Regions from separate parts of the Homo sapiens genome. Here all the other regions are linked to region 3. The links are chromatin contacts, found by Hi-C or POLR2A ChIA-PET in ENCODE. All regions are on one chromosome and are shown on one strand. Each heading gives the region's core, a stretch centred on a gene start or an enhancer-like site at or near the end of the contact. The rest is flanking DNA. Distances are from core to core; before and after follow the strand shown. Region 1 holds the start of CBSLR (CBS mRNA stabilizing lncRNA). Region 2 holds the start of METTL13 (methyltransferase 13, eEF1A N-terminus and K55). Region 3 holds the start of CEP350 (centrosomal protein 350). Region 4 holds the start of SWT1 (SWT1 RNA endoribonuclease homolog).

The links. A loop is a pair of places that touch in the nucleus more often than their neighbours do. ChIA-PET counts read pairs that join two places held with the same protein, here RNA polymerase II (POLR2A). Pooled maps may share reads with other maps.
Region 1: a map of B cell shows a loop between it and region 3 (14-fold over the local background). The contact joins the promoter of CBSLR here to the promoter of CEP350 in region 3. A Hi-C loop is called at or near these places in 1 of 168 maps with a recorded cell type or tissue (B cell), 1 of 37 single-sample maps with no recorded cell type and 8 of 50 pooled maps.
Region 2: a loop to region 3 is called in a pooled map, with 18 times the contacts of the local background. The contact joins the promoter of METTL13 here to the promoter of CEP350 in region 3. A Hi-C loop is called at or near these places in 2 of 50 pooled maps.
Region 4: a map of B cell shows a loop between it and region 3 (9-fold over the local background). The contact joins the promoter of SWT1 here to the promoter of CEP350 in region 3. A Hi-C loop is called at or near these places in 3 of 168 maps with a recorded cell type or tissue (B cell, CD4-positive, alpha-beta memory T cell and naive thymus-derived CD4-positive, alpha-beta T cell), 1 of 37 single-sample maps with no recorded cell type and 9 of 50 pooled maps. POLR2A ChIA-PET finds 5 or more read pairs at or near these places in 1 of 52 experiments (CD8-positive, alpha-beta memory T cell).

Annotation. Positions count from the first base shown.
Region 1 is chr1:185,315,995-185,319,157 of GRCh38, reverse strand. CBSLR (CBS mRNA stabilizing lncRNA) reads right to left here and starts at 1,706. Exons shown (of 4, transcript XR_007066771.1): 1 at 881-1,706. IVNS1ABP (influenza virus NS1A binding protein) reads left to right here and starts at 1,915. Exons shown (of 15, transcript NM_006469.5): 1 at 1,915-2,205. RefSeq lists enhancers at 897-976, 1,227-1,326, 1,976-2,589 and silencers at 1,657-1,966, 2,427-2,486.
Region 2 is chr1:171,780,336-171,783,375 of GRCh38, reverse strand. METTL13 (methyltransferase 13, eEF1A N-terminus and K55) reads right to left here and starts at 1,716. Exons shown (of 8, transcript NM_015935.5): 1 at 1,256-1,716. The coding sequence starts at 1,408. RefSeq lists enhancers at 1,370-1,903, 1,733-2,027.
Region 3 is chr1:179,953,182-179,956,130 of GRCh38, reverse strand. CEP350 (centrosomal protein 350) reads right to left here and starts at 1,321. Exons shown (of 38, transcript NM_014810.5): 1 at 989-1,321. RefSeq lists a silencer at 887-1,336 and an enhancer at 1,124-1,625.
Region 4 is chr1:185,155,595-185,158,686 of GRCh38, reverse strand. It overlaps SWT1 (SWT1 RNA endoribonuclease homolog), which reads right to left and starts at 1,520. Exons shown (of 19, transcript NM_017673.7): 1 at 1,373-1,520. It overlaps TRMT1L (tRNA methyltransferase 1L), which reads left to right and starts at 1,734. Exons shown (of 15, transcript NM_030934.5): 1 at 1,734-2,209. The coding sequence starts at 1,975. RefSeq lists silencers at 1,128-1,247, 1,988-2,237 and enhancers at 1,788-1,897, 1,741-2,646.

The DNA of each region.
Region 1 (3,163 bases), core at 457-2,956, 5.4 Mb before region 3:
CAAAATCTTACAACATAATGTGTTACTTTAAGAGGTAGAAATTAACCATCAGGTTCCCTGAAAGGCATAAATGGAATGCATAAGTTATGCTATTATTCATAGAGAAGGTAATAAGTAAATTTGAAATTCCATACAAAGCAAAAATACAATGAGTGTGGGCACACTGTAGCTTTAAGAAAAGTGTTGACTGTTTCAGGTCACAAAGACACTATTTAGAGTATAGCAAGTGTGACCATGTGTCCAACAGGCCAGCAGTCATGTGTCTACGCAGAGTGGGCAATTCATACTCTCCCACTGGAAGGATGAAACCCATTGTATTAAAGAGCTTAAAAGTACGTACCCTGATAGTTTCATTTGTAAGAAAAGTAAACATTGCTGTCAGTTATTATCAGCAAGACAAAACAAGAGCACAGTGTCAAATGTCAGTCTTTTTCTCCTTAAGAAAGATATAAAAAATCACTCGAATAGACATCTTAGTTCTTGTTTCCTCCTACAATTAATTGTCCGGGGGCGGGGGGACGGGGTGCGGGCGGGGCGAGGGAGACATACAAGAAATCTGTGAGAAAAAAAGGGGCGGGGGAATAAGTCTCCTTGCCTCAAGATTTTAGAAAAAAAGTTGTAAACCTATTGCAGATGAAGGCTCCCACAATTTATTTTTCCTGCTTCTATAAGCATAAATAGTTAATGATAAAAATGGTAAGAGGCATTGACAAAGAGCTCCTAGAATGTCTACAAATTAAGGTGAGTGATCAAACACAAGGTTAGGCCTAGACAGCTTAAGTGTCCTCCACAAATCAGGATAAGCGTTAACAGGACATTAACCTGGAAGCCTTTACCAAACTCTAATTTGGATATAATTTTACCTCACTAAATCCCTCACCTTCAATCAAAACTCCTTTCCCACGTGCCCTTCAGAGTCCACGAAGTTGCTGCCAGATCCCAGCTTAAATCACGTTTCGCTTTCACAGATCTCCCTCCCGGGCAAGGTGGTGGGGTGGATAATGAAGTTTGGCACCTGGTATAAAGGGCCCCAGTAGGTTAGGATAGGAACTACCACTTCTCAGGTGTGTTTTCTTTTTCCGGAAGAGGGCAAGACCAGTAGAGAACTGACTCAGCGTCTCCGACACGAGGAGAGCTGCACGCAGACAAAACAGACCCGGGGGGTGAAAAGTGGAAGTAAACTGGTGTTTGTGGCACCACTGATTTACACCTTCTCTGACTTCTCCAATATTTTTTTCCCCAAGTGACTCAATCTTCTCACCCAAACCAGGCCAAATGAGGGGTTAGTTGTTCGACTTCTTCTCAGAGTGCCTCTCTTCTTCCTCACACTCTCCACGCCTCCTCTCCGCACCCGCCACTTCCCCCCCGACCCTTAAGTTAAGGGCTCATGCCCAACTAGATCCTAATGTCCACGACGAGCAGCTCCAGTCTAGGGGGGGTTGCCTAGAAGTAGGTCTGACGCCGAGCAATCTAATCTCCCACGTCTGATCTCTCAGGCTATTGTGCCTCGAGGGGAAGTCAGAACAGGTGAGGGCGGCTTGAGGGAACCAGTTCCGGGACAGGCAACGCACAGGGCGGCGAAAGTGAGGGTGCGGGGCAAGGAACGGAGGGAGGGACAAAGGCGCGATAAGAGGAACGAGGGCGCCCCCCGAGCGCCGCCTATCTCCTCAGGATCACCTTGCGCTGACCTAGTTACACCGAGAAGGAAGGAACCCCAGTAGACCAGGGAGGAAGGCGGGGCGGGATGTGGGCGGGGCCGCGGGTGGGGCGGGGCTTAGAGTGGGATCTTTATGGAGCTCGCCTGTGATTTGCAGATGGATTCGAGACGGAAGCGGGCTGGGAGGCGTCGGCGGCGGCAGCGCACGTGGTGACGTGCGAGGGGGTGCGGCGCGAGCGGTCGGCGGCGGCGGAGGCAGTGTCTCCCGGTCGCGCGTGGAGGTCGGTCGCTCAGAGCTGCTGGGCGCAGTTTCTCCGCCTGCTGCTTCGGCGCGGCTGTATCGGCGAGCGAGCGAGTTCCCGCGAGTTCTCGGTGGCGCTCCCCCTTCCTTTCAGTCTCCACGGACTGGCCCCTCGTCCTTCTACTTGACCGCTCCCGTCTTCCGCCGCCTTCTGGCGCTTTCCGTTGGGCCGATTCCCGCCCGCTTCCTCCTGCTTCCCATCGAAGCTCTAGAAATGAATGTTTCCATCTCTTCAGAGATGAACCAGGTAATACGCGCTGGTTCTACGAACGACAGATGAGGGAGACGGCGCGGCTAGAATCCGAGAAGAAGGGATGGCGCCGGCGGATGGGAAGAGGGTGGGAGGCGCGGAAGCGGTGTCCTCATCAGGGGAGGCAGCCCCAAGCGGCCGCCGCCGCCCTCTGGGACGTGAAGCCCGCGCCGCGCTGGGCCCGCGCTCCAGCGCTGCCATGGTTGCCAAGTTGCGTTGGCGGCCGAGAGCGGGCGCCGGTCGCCTCGGAGAGCGCGGAGGCTGGAGCCCCTTTGCTACACTGGCGCGGGTGAGGCAGGCTGGGAGGAACAAGAGTTTTTTGTTCGAAGGGTTTTGGGGGGCCTGGGTTAGGGCGCCGCGGGCGGGGATGACCCGCCGGAAGGAGGGCGCGGGACTCCCCGTTCTTGCTGTCAGGAACGGACGCCTCGCCTCGGGTTTGCCTGGGGTTTGGGATTCTCTTCTGGAAGAGCTCTCGAGACTCGGCTCGTGTGGGCGGGCAGCCAGCCCCGGGCCTGGAGTAGGGTGGCACGGAGTCCCCGATCGCCGTGGGCCGCGGGGTCCTTTGTTCCCGCTCCACGTTGCCCGCTTTTCTTGCCAAGCGCGGGGAGAAGGGGGCGGGAGGAGGGAGGGAGCGGCTGCCCTGACGTGTCGGTACTGAGTGACTGCGGGGCTGGCCAATCCGGGGCGGGGGTGTGCGGGTGCTGGGGGCCTCGCCTCGCAGCCTGCGGAGTGGGCGCCGGCCTGGCTGCGCGAGGAGGAAGGCCTGGGACGCTCTTTCTTTTTTATGAAAGAAATCAGTGGCAAGATTTGCTCTTTTTCCGTCCCTCCACGCTTTTGGTTAAGTGTCTCTGATTATAAGCTCTTGATGATAGGAAGGTATCAGGCTGAGGGTTGAACCTAGGGTAACTTGAACCACTACTTGAGAACTACATTTACTTTTTCCCCCAATAGGTAG
Region 2 (3,040 bases), core at 467-2,966, 8.2 Mb after region 3:
CCTATTTCCTCACTCTACTCATGCCTTTGGCTCCTTTAGACAATAAAGTACACTTTGTGAGGATTCAAATCTTACTTCCATCACGGATTCCATCTCATGATATTTGGCTATCTTCTGAAGCCGAACTTAAAATTCAGATTGTTGTCTCCCTCTCCAGGGAGCAATCTCCCATTCAAACTTAGAAATTCTGATATTGCCATCTTTGGAAAAGCATGGTACAAAGAGATGTGCATATGCTCTGGAGCCAGACAGGCCTGAGTTTAAATCCCCACATGACCACCTGGACATGATCTTGGGCAAAAAAAAAAAAAAAAGTGGCTCTCGGGGCCTCAGTTTCCTCATCTGTAAAATGTATGCATGGCCACTCACCTGAATTTATGATGAGAATTCAAAGATTGCACATGCACATACACAGCACCCAACATAAGGCTTGGCACATAAAGCTTCCCCACAAATGTTAAGTTTTCTACCTTCCTCCTTCCCTACCTCCAGTACAATCTCACCTATACCAAACCCATTGTTGTACTTATCACGTTTCACTTCTGGAACATGTGCAGGGTTTACGTCTTAATGCTCTTATAGTTTAAGGACTGAGCAGTGCCTGAAACTTGGGGCGCACTCAACGACTATTTGAAAAACAAATTCATACACAAAGTCACACCTGCTGCAGGTTGCACAGGAATGCACAGTGACAGAAGAACATACTTTCAAGATGGGAAGTCACTCTTCAAGTAGGGTTATTAATCCAAGAATGAGCTGGGGTGGGAGGTCTATTATCTGAAAACCTTTAAAGAAATGTTTTTTTTTTTAGACAGGGTCTCACTCTGTCACCCAGGCTGGAGTGCAGTGGCGTGATCATGGCTCACTGCAGCCTCGACCTCCTGGGCTCAAGCGATCCTCCCGCCTAAGCCTCCCGAGTAGCTGGAAATACAGATGCGCGCCACCACGCCCGGCTAATTTTTTCATTTTTTGTAGAGACGAGGTCTCATGTTCCCCAGGCTGGTCTTTAACTCCAGGGCTCAAGCGATCCTCCCACCTCGGTCTCCCAAAGTGTTCGGATTACAGGTGTGAGCCACTGCGCCCGGCCTGAAAGAATATTCTAGTTTGTCTTTTAGCAGGAACAATGCAGGAAATGCTGAAATATGCGTCCAACTAGGGTCCTCCCGCCTGTCACTGTCCACCAAGTGCAAGATTCCTGTTACCAGTTCCCACCTTCCGGAGCACGTACGAAGGGCTACCAACCCGCGCTCCTCACCTTTTCCCTGGGCTTGATATATTTATGTAGCACCCCGCACAGTTCCAGGTAGGTTCCATACCACTCGAAAGCTTTCTTTCCTCGCTGCTGGAAGAACTTCTCCCAATAGTCAACGGAGCCAAACTCCCTGGAACTTTTAGGTAAGAGGTTCATGTTCCTACTGCCGAAGCTGCGTTTTCAAGACTCCCCTATTCCCTGTGAGATACCATTTGAGGAGCTTGCCCACCACACGCAGGCTCCGGGACACTGCAGTGGGAATTCTTTCCACGGAAAAACAGCCACATTGATTTGTTCCCCCACTCCAAACCCCAGGAATGACCCTTACACGACAAACGCACGCATGGACCACTGAATCTCACACACGCTTGCCCCCTCCTCCGCGCCTGCTGTTCCTTCCCCACGTGAAGAGCCCCTCACACTTTTCCCGAACTAGATTTCCGAGCCCATAACCATATCCGGGTGCGAAGCCTCGTGATTCGTCGGCCGGCCCAGCCCAACTCAGCTAGTCATTGGTCGCTGCTTTGCGTTTCTATCACCTCATTGGCTGCGACGTGCTTGCCTTTCTCCGGAGGCTCCGTCGCAGACACCTAAACGCTTTTTTGACCTGAGGCCGGCCGACCATTCACGGAACGGGGCGGGACCGCGGGCCGGAGTTGTGGCGGAAGAGGCCGGGCCTCTGTGAGAACTAGGTCACGTCCGGGTGAGGAGTGAGCGCGGCTGTGCTGTGGTTGGGCCCTCCCTCCAGGCGGGGCGGAGAGCGCGCTTGCTTCCTGGGCTCGGCCTCCGCTTTGTCTTGGAGCCGGCTTAATCACTGACTCCGATCGTGCGCCGCACAAGGGCGGAGCGCGGCAGGCGGGAGCGTACTGGTAGAGGAGGACGAAAAGAAAAACCTATACAGATAGGAGAGAAGTGAGGCAGGAAATGAGTAAAGCCAGTCCGTCGTAAAAACGCTGCACATTCTAACCTTGTCAGCTTCTGCGCACCAGCACCCCCCGCCTTATTTTGCCACCTCTGCACCAAAATATAGGATTCTGCTATCAAAAGTGTAATAACATGAAAACTCCCTCTTCCTTCTCTCCGCAAAGCACAGCATGCAAAACTAGCCTTTCATTTTGATAATTGGCCTCCTTGTGTTATTCTGACGTTATTTATAACTGCTTATTTTATGTGTTTGATAAACATACTGTACTTTCACATGCTCATGCTAATACCCTGAGGAAGCTTCTGTGAAGGGCACTTTTTTTTCAGACAGGGTCTGTCTCTGTCGCCCAGACTGGAGTGCAGTGGTGCAGTCATGGCTCACTGCAGTCTCCACTTTCCAGGGGTCAGGGGATCCTCCCACCTCAGCCTCCCAAGTAGCACGCCACTACCGCTGGCTAATTTTTTTTTTTTTTTTGTAGAAATGGGGTTTCGCCATGTTGTCCGGGCTGTTCTCAAACTCCTGAGCTCAAATGATCATCTCGCCTCACCCTACCAAAGTGCTGGGATGACTGGTGTGAGCCACTATGCTGGCAGGCACTATTTGAAAATGACCAAATATGTGTATCACTGGGCCTTTCATACCATGATAAATTGCAGGAGGAATATACTGATTGCGGAGAGCAGATAGGCTTGGAATTGAGCATGTGTGCTGTGGGCTGTTACATACTACACTACCACAGGTAGATAGCCAGGTAGACTGTTAATAGTTAAGTAGGTTAGATTGGACTTAAACATTGGTTTAAAAAAGTGATTCTCAAACTGGCATGCGTCAGAATCACCTGGAGGACTTGTTAAAACACAGAA
Region 3 (2,949 bases), core at 72-2,571:
TCCATGTCATTAGCAGTGCATTTCCTTGTTTAAAAACAATATATTAAACGAAGAAATTTTCAGAATGGAGGGCAACTTTTAGTATTTTATCATTGTTTCTACAGAACTTTTCAGATTGTTACTAGCTCTGCCAAAGATAGTCTTTCTTTTAAAACTCTTCAAATACAGGGCAGGAGGTATCGTTAACATGGCAACAATAACGACTTCCCCAAATTCAAAACAAGGATCACCATCAAAACAAAACAATCAGGTGGAGTACATGGATATTGATCACTATTTCTGACAACCTGTTTTTTCCCATATGAAGGATTTGCTACTGCATTAAAACATTAAAATCTATGCCTATGTGCAACTTTCTATCTGAATATTTAAAATCCAGGCAAATTCCAATTCATATCTTGTGACATTAGCTAAATATTACTTAGCATGTTGAGCTGCATTTAAAAGGCAGAGGAAAATACTGACAACTTCCAAAACATAAAGCCTTTTAAATCTTTCCCCAAATTATCTGTGAATAAACTACCTTCAGCAGCCGCTAGACTAGAGTAGATCAAAGTTTTCCCTATACTTGAGAATGTGATCCCCACTGAAAAGGAACAGAAACTGATCATCCCTGCCACTGGAGCCAGTCCCCGGAATCTCCCCAAATACGCCTGATCGCCAGATGAAGAAGGGACACTTCTCCGGGCAGCAAAGGCTAGAGGTATCTTACCTCTGCAGGCTAGAGGAGGGGTGGAGGAGGCGGGAGGACACTGGCACGTAAGGAAGGAAATTCCGTCTTCAGCAGGCACTGGTGGGACCCGAAACCTAGGTCCCCGAAAAGCCTCAGAACCCAGGGAGGTTCCCCGAGGGGGACGCCAAGCAGGGCCAAGACTCTCCGCGCCCGGCCCCGCCTCTCTTGCCGCCACCGGGGACCCGGGACCGCGGACAGAGACAGTTGAGGCTGAGCGAGACTCCGCGGTCCCAGCCAGGTCCTACAGGAGCTCACCTGAGAGTGTCGCCTCCGCCCTCGGCTACCACGGTGCATCCCGCGGAGCCTGGCGGAGGGTGCAGTGACGCCGCCCCGACCGGCCCCAGGGCTGCCCGGCCTGGCCTCCCCGCTCCGGGGACGCACCGGGTGCCCTCCTCGCACCGGCTCCGGGGATCCGCCGGTCCGCTGGGAAGGAAGACAAGGCGGAAAGGCTGCCTCCCCTCCCTCAGGGCAAGCCACCCCCCGAGCTGCGGCTCCCTGCAGTTCTCTCTGGCGCAGGTCTGGCCCCGCTCCCCGGCCCGGGAGTCACTTCGTCAGGGGCGGCCCAGTCGCCATTACAGCCCAACAACTGACACGGAGGAGGAGCGGCGCCAGCGGCAGCGGCTGTGGCGGCGGCGCGAGGCAGGGCGGGAGCAGTCGGGCCCAGGCAAACCTCGCGAGAACTGTCCCGAGACAGTGCCACAGGCATGCCAACCTTCGGTTAGGGCCATGTTGAGTGTGGCCGAAAGGTGGGAGCGAAATAAAACAAGGAGCAGAACCGCGAAGAAGCCATGTTTGGTGCGTCGAAGTTTAAACTCGTAGGACTTGGGAGGAGCCAAGGTATATCCGCAGAAGAGACCACCCCTGCCCTTTCGCTTTGACGCTCATTGGGCCTTTTGGCTGCGCATTTCACCCCGGGCTGAGAAAACAAGCTGGGGATTCGACAAGAATGAACTCAAAGTCTGGAAACGGCAGCTTCTGAGAGTTTACAATGTTTCACCAACTGTCGTCCAAATAAGTCGTCACCCCTGTCAGAGTAGTTGCAGCTCTGCCGTTACCCACTGCTGTCACTGTGGCCGTTTTATTCGCGAGGGTTACAGTTCTGTTTAGCATGCATCTAATGACTTAAGACTCCACGCAAGTAAAACGGAGTTTCCTCCCATTAAGTATTGGCTTTGCTTTAACAGTGCTTTGAGAGGCTCTCTGTGGCCAACATATCTTCTCATATCTTTGTCCTCGTTTCCCAATCTCCGCGTGGTGAAATCATCTATCAAGACTTGGCTTAAAGGACCTCTCTTCTGCAAATAATGCCATCTTCCGCTAGGTGCTCACTGCACACAGACTCGCCGCCCACCACTTCTGTCCACCTTCTGAACTCCGATAGTTATTTACCCAGAGACTGTTTCTCATCTTTAAGTGTCGTGAAGACTTTAAGATCTGTTTTATCTCTCTATACCCCAAAATGGCCTAGCACAGTAACTAGGACATTGTAGGTGCTCAATAAATGTTTGTCGAATATCAATGACAGCAGGAGGCAGTAAATGGTCCCTCTTTGTAGGGCCTACAGCTGTGCCTGAGTAGGATGTACAGAAGTCCTGCATACGTGTGAAGTGTCTCCAGGAAGCTGCACTGGAGGGGACAGGAAATGTGGGTAATCGTATGGTGCAAGTGGTAGCAAAAAAGACAACATAAGGAAAATGTTATTTAGGTTTTGCCCAGTCTTGCTGTTTAAAGCCCTGTGTTAGATGCTTTTCATGCGCTATTTTACTGAATGTAAACAACCACCTTATTAAATATACTCACTTTTTTAAAACGAAGAAACACGTACTGGCCGGTCACAGTGGCTCACGCCTGTAATCTCAGCACTTTGCGGGGCCGAGGCGGGTGGATCACGAGGTCAGGAGTACAAGACCAGCCTGGCCAAGATGGTGAAACCCCGTCTCTACTAAAAATACAAAAATTAGCCGGGCGTGGTGGCGGGTGCCTGTAATCCCAGCTACTCGGGAGGCGGAGGCAGGAGTATCGCTTGAACCTGCGAGGCGGAGGTTGCAGTGAGCCGGGATCGCACCACTGCACTCCAGCCTGGGCAACAGAGTGAGACTCCATCTCAAAAAAATAAAAAAAAAGAAAGAAAGAAAGAAAAAGAAACAAGTACTGAAAAAGCTAAGTAATTTGCCCAATTTTATACCATCAATAAAAGGGAGCTGTAAGCTTTGGGA
Region 4 (3,092 bases), core at 271-2,770, 5.2 Mb before region 3:
CATGCTTAGAAATTCTTACAAAAATTCCCACAGAATCCAGACACTAAAATCTGACCCTTTTAATCTGGTTTCCAGCTGGTGTTAAATGACATTAACATACTGAATCTAGCTTTCAGTTAACCATCTAGTCATTTAGAAATAAAAAATCATCATGAACGACAGTAAAAAAAAAAAAAAGAAATGAGAACAAGAATTATTGGATGATGCACAGATATAGTTAGCATTTCTGTAAGTTATAGTCAGTGTTATCCCATTTTTAATTGACTGTTGAGCCATGAGTCAACTACACATTCAGGAATACTAGATAAAAGCTGTACGGGACGATCAGTAAAAGGGATTTAGGACTATAACTCACAGAAGCTCCACAGGGATAATCTGTTCCCATTAAACTGGGGAGAGGTTAAACACACACACACACCCCTCCAGATATATACTTCTTAACTATAGGGGGAGGAGTTAATTTCCAGTTAGTGCTTCAAAGTGCCAAATAATCATGCTATCTCTTCCCCGGGGTTCTGAAACAAGTAGGAAACAAATAGACCAAGAAGATTGGCGTTTATCAACTTAATTAACTAAGAAAAGCTAACTGGAAGCGCGCGTCTTGTTCTTGAGACTAAATTGGGCTTCCCTCTCCTGCCCTGATGCCTAGAAGGTTCGGACCAAGCCCAAGCAGGGCAGCCAGAAAGTTCACGTTTTTCTCCTTTCTGTCCCAGTGGATTTATCGCGGGGGGACAGAAGAAAGAAACAAGAAAGGCTCGAATGTCAAGTAGGCACTAAGAGTGAAGGGGAGAGAAGTACGGGGGACAGGGGACTCGCTAGCATATGTTTTGGGGATCTGAAACGCATCAAAATTAAATGCCCCGAAGCTCTACCCACTCAGAGCTCTGGTTATTAAAAGCCTGAAAACAAAGCAAAATAGAGCAAAACAACTAATTTCTATCCACTGGCCACACCGCAGAACTGCTGATACTGGCAACATGAAGACTAAAGCAAAAATAAAAACAAAGGAAAAGAGTGTTCGGGTCACGGTGTAGGTGAGGGTGCGAAATGAAGAACAGACCCTAATTCCAAGTCAGCTGGATGGACAGGCAAGCTCGTCAGCTGCTAGTAAACCGCCGCGGGCCCGCGGGCTCCGCACGAACCGACCAGACCCCAACACCGGGCAAGGGGCAGCCCCGGAGGCAAGCCGGGCCAGAACCACACCCTCCACGGAGCTGGCTCGTCCCCGGACCCGCCCACAGAGTCGCCCCGCCCAGGTCCGTGTGACTCCTGAGTCCCCAGTCCGGCCGGCCGCCCGCCCGCCAGTATACTTGGGGCGGGGGACGAGGGGGAACCTGCCCAGCAAAACGTCAACGCACCCCGCAGTTCCTACCTTACCAGCGCCGGCGGCAGTGGCAACTCCGGAGCCCCAAGCCAAAGGAGAGGGACCCCCGCCTCCCAACACACACACACACCCCGCCCCACCAACTGTATGCCTGCTGGGAAACGTAGTTCTGCGCCCGCATCCGCACTACCTACTCACCGCCCCACAGCGCTCGCTTAGATTTGCATTTACTTCCTCCGAGGCTTGAACTCCGGCCCCGCCCCCAGACTGCGCAGTGTATCCTGGGTGCTGTAGTCTTTGTTCGGTTTGGTGGTTGGCCGGTGGGCCGGAGACGCACCGTAGAAACCGAACCCTCTTACCCAATTGGACGCCGTCCCCAGTACGCTTCTGCGCAGTTTGTGGTGGCGTCGTAACGCCTCGGGGAAAGGGAAGCGGACGGGCATCTGGAATCGCTGCCTCTGGCTTTCTGTTTTCTACTAACAGGATTTGGTCACTGGTTCTTCATCTTTTGTCTGTTGCACGCATCCCGCCCTCCCCACTTGCTTCCCCACTCCTTGGATCCAGCCCTGTGGGCATTCACGTCAGTTCTCTGACCCCGCCGTGAGCCCCGCTCCGGGTCCCCGGGCGGGCTTGGCACGGAGGCGGTAACTATGGAGAATATGGCGGAGGAGGAGCTGCTGCCCCTGGAGAAGGAGGAGGTGGAGGTGGCCCAGGTCCAGGTCCCGACCCCGGCCCGGGACTCGGCTGGGGTCCCAGCTCCGGCCCCGGATTCGGCTCTGGACTCGGCTCCGACTCCGGCCTCGGCTCCAGCCCCAGCCCCTGCCCTGGCCCAGGCTCCGGCCCTGTCCCCGTCCCTAGCCTCTGCCCCTGAGGAGGCTAAAAGCAGTAAGTGCAGAAGGCCCAGATCTTTCTGCTGCAGAAGAGAGAAAGTGCGCCTTGCTGGGAAGTAGGGGAGGCCCTTCACCGGGATGGTTTTTATGGGGCAAGGCAGGTTTAGGAAAATGGTGGGGAGGAAAGAGGGGCCCGTGTAGCGGCTAAAGCAGGGTTACAGAATGGGAGACGGCATCTTCATAAGCCTCGAGGATGTCACGGTGAGGGATATGCGGAGAGCAGGAATGCTGCAGATAGAAGGAAATAATGAGGTTAAGGGCTTTTTCTTAAAAGGGAGTCTTTTTAAGGTACAAAAATAGGAAGTTACACATAATTTGGTAGTTTCCCGCAGTCCAGTCTGCCATGGTTAACTAAGTTCTTTCAAATGTGACATAGTAACCGAGGCAACCTGTTTACGGTAGTAGATCCTAGCTGCCAACATTTCTAAACCATTACTGTCAACTAGCTTTTCTGCTTCGACAGCCACAAGGAGATGAGTTTTTCTCATTTCAGTTTTCTTTTCCCCCGCTAGCAGCTTGCCTCCGAAAAGATTTTGAGGCTGAGTAGTAGTTTAGGAAAGAGTCGACTAAATTTACGGATGTTTTCCCCCATACATAAATACCAATTGAGTTTTGTACTCCATTCCATCAGAAATAGACTGTTGAGAATTAATGGCCCATATTATTGTGCTTCTGAATGTGCCTGCATGTTTTCTAAGTGGTGGTTTATTGGACCATATAGGAATTTAAAAGACTGATGAGTAACACTTTCTTAAGGATCTTCTAACATTTTAAAATGTAAGGTCTAAGAAAGACATAATTTAAGTTCTTTTAACATTTAGTTTGTGGTCATAAGTTGACCTTTATGTGCTTTCTGAATTGGAACTTAAAATAATCTT